Linked DNA regions of Mus musculus: region 1 is linked to region 2. Evidence: chromatin loops called from intact Hi-C (ENCODE). Cell type or tissue: left cerebral cortex. All regions are shown on one strand.

The links. A loop is a pair of places that touch in the nucleus more often than their neighbours do. Peaks named below come from ENCODE experiments on the same cell type or tissue, not always from the same donor. Only the 100,000 strongest peaks of a DNase experiment are listed, where the experiment ranks them.
Region 1: it touches region 2 in a loop (1.8-fold over the local background); 1 of 42 quality-filtered maps calls a loop at or near these places.

What each region holds. Positions count from the first base shown.
Region 1 is chr17:5,323,354-5,325,853 of GRCm38, forward strand. All of the region lies in intron 13 of Arid1b (AT rich interactive domain 1B (SWI-like)), which reads left to right. Among named protein-coding and RNA genes, the nearest start is that of Gm29050, 87 kb to the right of the region's middle. In left cerebral cortex, no CTCF peak of the experiment used is centred here; DNase peaks (open chromatin) are centred at 1,109 and 2,157.
Region 2 is chr17:5,268,504-5,271,003 of GRCm38, forward strand. All of the region lies in intron 6 of Arid1b (AT rich interactive domain 1B (SWI-like)), which reads left to right. Among named protein-coding and RNA genes, the nearest start is that of Gm34854, 45 kb to the left of the region's middle. In left cerebral cortex, no CTCF peak of the experiment used is centred here; a DNase peak (open chromatin) is centred at 1,447.

The DNA.
Region 1 (2,500 bases), 55 kb after region 2:
CTGAGCACGGGACAGGCTGATTTTAAAAACCACACATTACATTCAGCTCACAGACTTAAAGAATTGGTCTGTGAACAGCCCTGAACTGTTCTTCCAAAATAACACCCCAGTGGGGTGCAGGGTCCAAAGCAGTGGTGTCTGCAAAGATCTAAAGATACGTTTATTTGTCAGGAAAGAGCCTGTGTCCCTGAATGGCTTGCACTTGTGTGTGGAGAATAGCGCTCCCAGCATGCCTGAGGCTCAGAACAGGAAGCCCTGCTGGGGTACAGGTCCTGCAGAAAGTGGAGGCCTGCTCTCCGAGCAGCCAGCACTTTCCTTTCCCCAGTTTAGGACAGCTACCCTTATAGCGGCAACATTATCATTTTACCTGCACAGAGGAACTGGACTTGATCGACCCATCTTGGTCCAGATGTAGCAAGGTCCTGCTGTGACCTGGGGACAGTAGGAGCAAAGCTTCCTGATGCTGCCTGTGCAGTCAGTGTCCACTCCAGAGACACCATGTGGTGTATGCTGGGCCACACAGCCCATCCACGGGGCAGAAACAGCAGCAGCAGCCTGCAGCCCATAGCCAGGCTTATGCATCAGAGCCTCCCTGGCCCCTTGCCCTTCCTTGCAATTGTTGAAAAGAGCTATTCCTGTGCCAAGATGTTTTCTTGGTCTCTTTTAACATACAACTTGTAAAGCTAACTTTCAGTTAAACCTTTCTTAACAAGGCAAACTAAACCAAAAGATTTCCAATGAATGTGTTCCTATATCTTGTGTCTTTGTTCTGGGAGGGTTTTTTTGGTTTTTTGTTTGTTTTGTATTTCCAGCCTGTCTGGGTTTGCTGTGGCTTTATGAATCTAAAGTTGAGTTCAGTCAGGCCTTGGAGGCTTGTCTCACTTCATCTCTACAGCTACGCCATAGAGGCAGGCACTCTGCAGACAGCTGCGCCTCATGACCTCTGCCAGGGCGTTAGCACGCAGTCTGCGTCCCTGGGTTCCATGCGACCCTAACCCTCAACCTCCCCAAGTTAGTGGAGAAGTCCAGTCAACAGCACTTGTCCCCAGCAGACTTGGGGAAATGGCACCGAGGAGGGGGGCAGGCACAGACAAGGGAACTCCACTCAGCTTGTAAGTTTGTAACCTAAAACCCATCCATCTTTGCTGGCAGGTGGCTGGCTGCATTTTTATTATTAGCTGACAAGTGATGTCACAAAACCTGTCTCGCTTCCAACTAGGGAATCCTCAGAGGAAGATAAATGAGAACGGGCTGCTGTATAAGCAAAGCTGCCCTCCAGTTGACCTCCAGACACCAGACCTGGGTCACATGGGCTGTTCTCCCCCCCCCCAACCCCCACCACACACACACACACACACACACCCCTCCCTTTGGCACTAGGGCACCAAGTTCATGCTGTGTAAATTATCTTCCCAGCCGGGAGCCCTGGCTGTTCCTGTCTGAAGTGTGAATGTGCTTAACCTCCAGTAACCTTTCCATTGTTTACTTTAGAGTATACATTCATAGCTTCTGGCAAAAGGTAGGGATCTCCTAGAGAGTAAGCCAGCCTCCTCTGCTAATGGAGTGGCAAGAAGGTGGATTCAGGCTTTTTTTTTTTTTTTTTTTTTCTTAAAAGGAAAGGAAAAACACTAACAAGAAAGGAGCTTTCCTTTATTTATTTATTTATTTATTTATTTTACTCTCTATAACTGTGAATTCTTTCTAAGTAACGGTCATTCTAAAATCACAGCAGCCTAATAGCCACATTTCCAAGGAAAGTCAGCCTGACACAGAAACAAGTTATTTCTCCTCCTCTGCAGTAGGGGGTTGATGGGGAAGATGGATTAGAGTGCTACAGGACACCCCTTCCTCCCTCACTGTGGTTTTCCTTCTTCATGCACATTTCCAGAGTTCTAAGTGTCTGTTAGCTGCCTGAAGCCATCCCTAAGTCTCCCTGAGCTTCATGAACACAGTGGGCCACCACTCAGGCCACAGGGCCCCTGTCTGACAGACAACACTTGTACATAGCTAGTGCTTTCTAAGGACAAGTTGTCAGGTCCAAAGAAAAAAGCCCCAGTTCCCTGTACTCCAAAAGACATCCATATATCCAGAAATGAGCTCAAGCTAGACTGTATGATGTCTGGCGGTTATATAAAAGCCAGCCTTCTTCAAGAACTTATGAAACTGGTCCCCATCTAACAGAAGGAACCATTTCCCTTACCTCTAGCAGAAGGACAAATGGCTACCTTTGTTACATATCAAAGCACAGGCAGGCCTCTGGCTCCCTCAATATCCCAAGTACCTGTTCTACATTTCAAAGTCCACACTAGCACGCTGCTAGCATGCTGTCTTCCCGGGTTCCCTCTGCCTACACACAGTTGTTCTTTCTATAATGGCAAGGTTTTCTCTGCCCTGGCTAGTCTCACCTTGCTCGCTCTAGTCTCTATCTCTTGCTGTTCTCCTTTCTCACAGATAGCCCTGGCCAGGTCCGCTCTGCTGGCCATGCTCAGTCTACTTTCTC
Region 2 (2,500 bases):
TTCACAGAGGTGTTTCTCAGTAACTGTATTTTATAAATAAAATAGTCTGGGACCCAGGAAAGCATGTGACAGAGCAGGTGTATGACCTGAGGAGAGTCACAGAGAGTCACAGAGAGTCACAGAGAGTCACAGAGAGTCACAGAGAGTCAGAACCTTGGTGGTTACTGTTGGCCCTTTAGTGCTTAGCTGTGGGTTGTTGATTCTTTTGCTGTTGTTGTTTTCTCTTGTTTATATTTTTCGTGTCTAGGCATGTGGCTTGCGTGTGTATCTCTTCACGCTAACCATGTCTTAGAGACTCCGTGTACACTGGTTCTGTGAGCTGCTGAGATCCTGCCTGGCTCTCTCACTCATTTTAGGTCCAGATCACAGATCCATTTTAGCTTCAGAGTCAGTGCTTGCCAGGTATGAGGTAAATGGAGAGGCCCCTGCACAGTGGGCCCTCTCCCCTGTAGGTTGAGTGCCATAACTTGGCTCTTGGGTATCGTTGGCTCCACTGGAGGTCAGGACTGTGGCTGTCTCTACCTCATAGTCCAGGGCTTCAGCCTCCATGTGCAGAGTCCCCTTTTAATCTGCAGATACTGAGGAGTCAGAGGATCCGGGTTTAGTTACAGTCTTTACATTTGATGACTTTATGACCTTGGGTATTTGGTGAAATCCTTCCTTATACATAAAATGAAGCTCGTAATGTCCTTTGGACGCCCTGCACATAGAGAAGACCTTGTATCTCAATGAATATGAGGAGCATCATGATCAAGTATGATCAGGAACATTCAGGATCCTGTGGCCACAGCAATGCACTCACCCCCTGGCCCTCAACTTCGAAGGCAACTTTTGCGGTAGACATTTGCATAGAAAGGCCGGCTGCTTTGCACCCATCTACCATCAGGCAATCAGCTTGAGCCTTCCCTGGCTCTGATTTACCCAGTGATAGATGATGTCCTTGGGATGTAAGTCAGCAGCTGAGGGGGTGCGGTGGGCAGGGACAGCTTGGAGGCTGCCGTGAGGCCCATGTGTGGAGCTCTGCAGTAGCAGGGAACGGAGCCATTCTGCTGGTTAACCTAATGGCACAGCTGGCGCAGCACAGGGGCCGGGTGAAAGCCTTGAACGGGTCATTAGCTTCCGTCTTCCTTGGAGCAGTTCATGTTGTGAAGAGAAGCAAAGCAGGCAAATAAACACTGATATATTAAAATGTAACAAGGATGTTTCTTGCCATCTACTTTCCTCTCCAGATGGGAATGTGACACCTGTTTGTGGAGAGAAATGGCCCTGTCTGCTTTTCTAGTTGAGACACTATGCTGCAGGCGTGTGACCCTCACGTCACACATGTGGTGTGACATCTTCTATTGAAGTGGCTTGCAGGAACAAGGCAGTGATCCTGAGTCTTTTTAGCGATGCCAGCATGAAAATATCTTGTCCGAGTACAAAGGAAGAGTGTGCTTTGGTTTCGGTGGCTTCGGGATCCGTCTGTGCCTGGCGAGTGTCTCTGGAGCCCTCGGCAGCTGCTGTCTTTAGTGAATGTGAGCGCGACTCGGGCTGAGCTTGCCTCGCAGCTCCCTTCCTGTAGAACACGCCGTGATTTAGGCTTGGCTTTCATACCTGACCCCTTTTCTCCAACAAGGTCTGCAGAATTTGTCCCACGAATAGGACAGAGACAGTCAAGGGCCAAGACCCTGGTTAAAATTCCTTCCAGTTCAACTTTGGAAAACCCCTGCCTTTCCCTTCATTATTCTTTTCACTTTCCAAGTGTTTTTAGGACTGGAGAGAGATTCCTAGTGTACAGTTCTTTCAATTAGCCCATCACTGACTGCTTGACACAGTCAGGGTGGACTGGGAGCCACCTGAGTCTTTCCCACTGATGCGCGCACGCGCACACACACACACACACACACGTGAGTTCATGCCTGGTGGCCTCAGTTTACCTCTTACAGTAGCATAATTTCATTCTACCTCTGACATTTTGCAGACCCTTCAGAGGTCAGCTGTGTCCTTGTCTAGGGAGGTTCTTCCGCCTTCCTCCTGCCCACGGCCCACGCTCATGTGCCATCTGGACACTGCTTATAATGGCTGCACCACCTAGGTGCTTTAACCTGCTTTAGTTCGCTAAGGTTGGATGGTTTTTTACATTGCTCTTTCACAAATTCAAGAATCTTATTTATCATTTCCTTAGGCTGAGGGAAAAAATGTCCAGTAAACAGATATAGGACCGGAGAAAACAGGGCTGTCCTTGGTCTTCTCCTCCAGACATCCTAACTGTGTTAACCCATTACCATTACGGTAAAGGTTGTCACGCTGCTGATGCTTGTGGTCCTGAGGTTAGCACACGTGCAGTCTGTGTTCCTTACCTGAACATCTGTTCAGGCTCTTGGCAGGACTTCCTCAGTCTCAGCCTCCCCTCCACCTTTCACCCCTTCTGCACACTTGAGTCACAGGCCAACAGAGCTCGTGAGAGCTGGGGCTTCTGGCCTGACACTGGCAGCCTTAGCTGGTCTAACCCACAGAC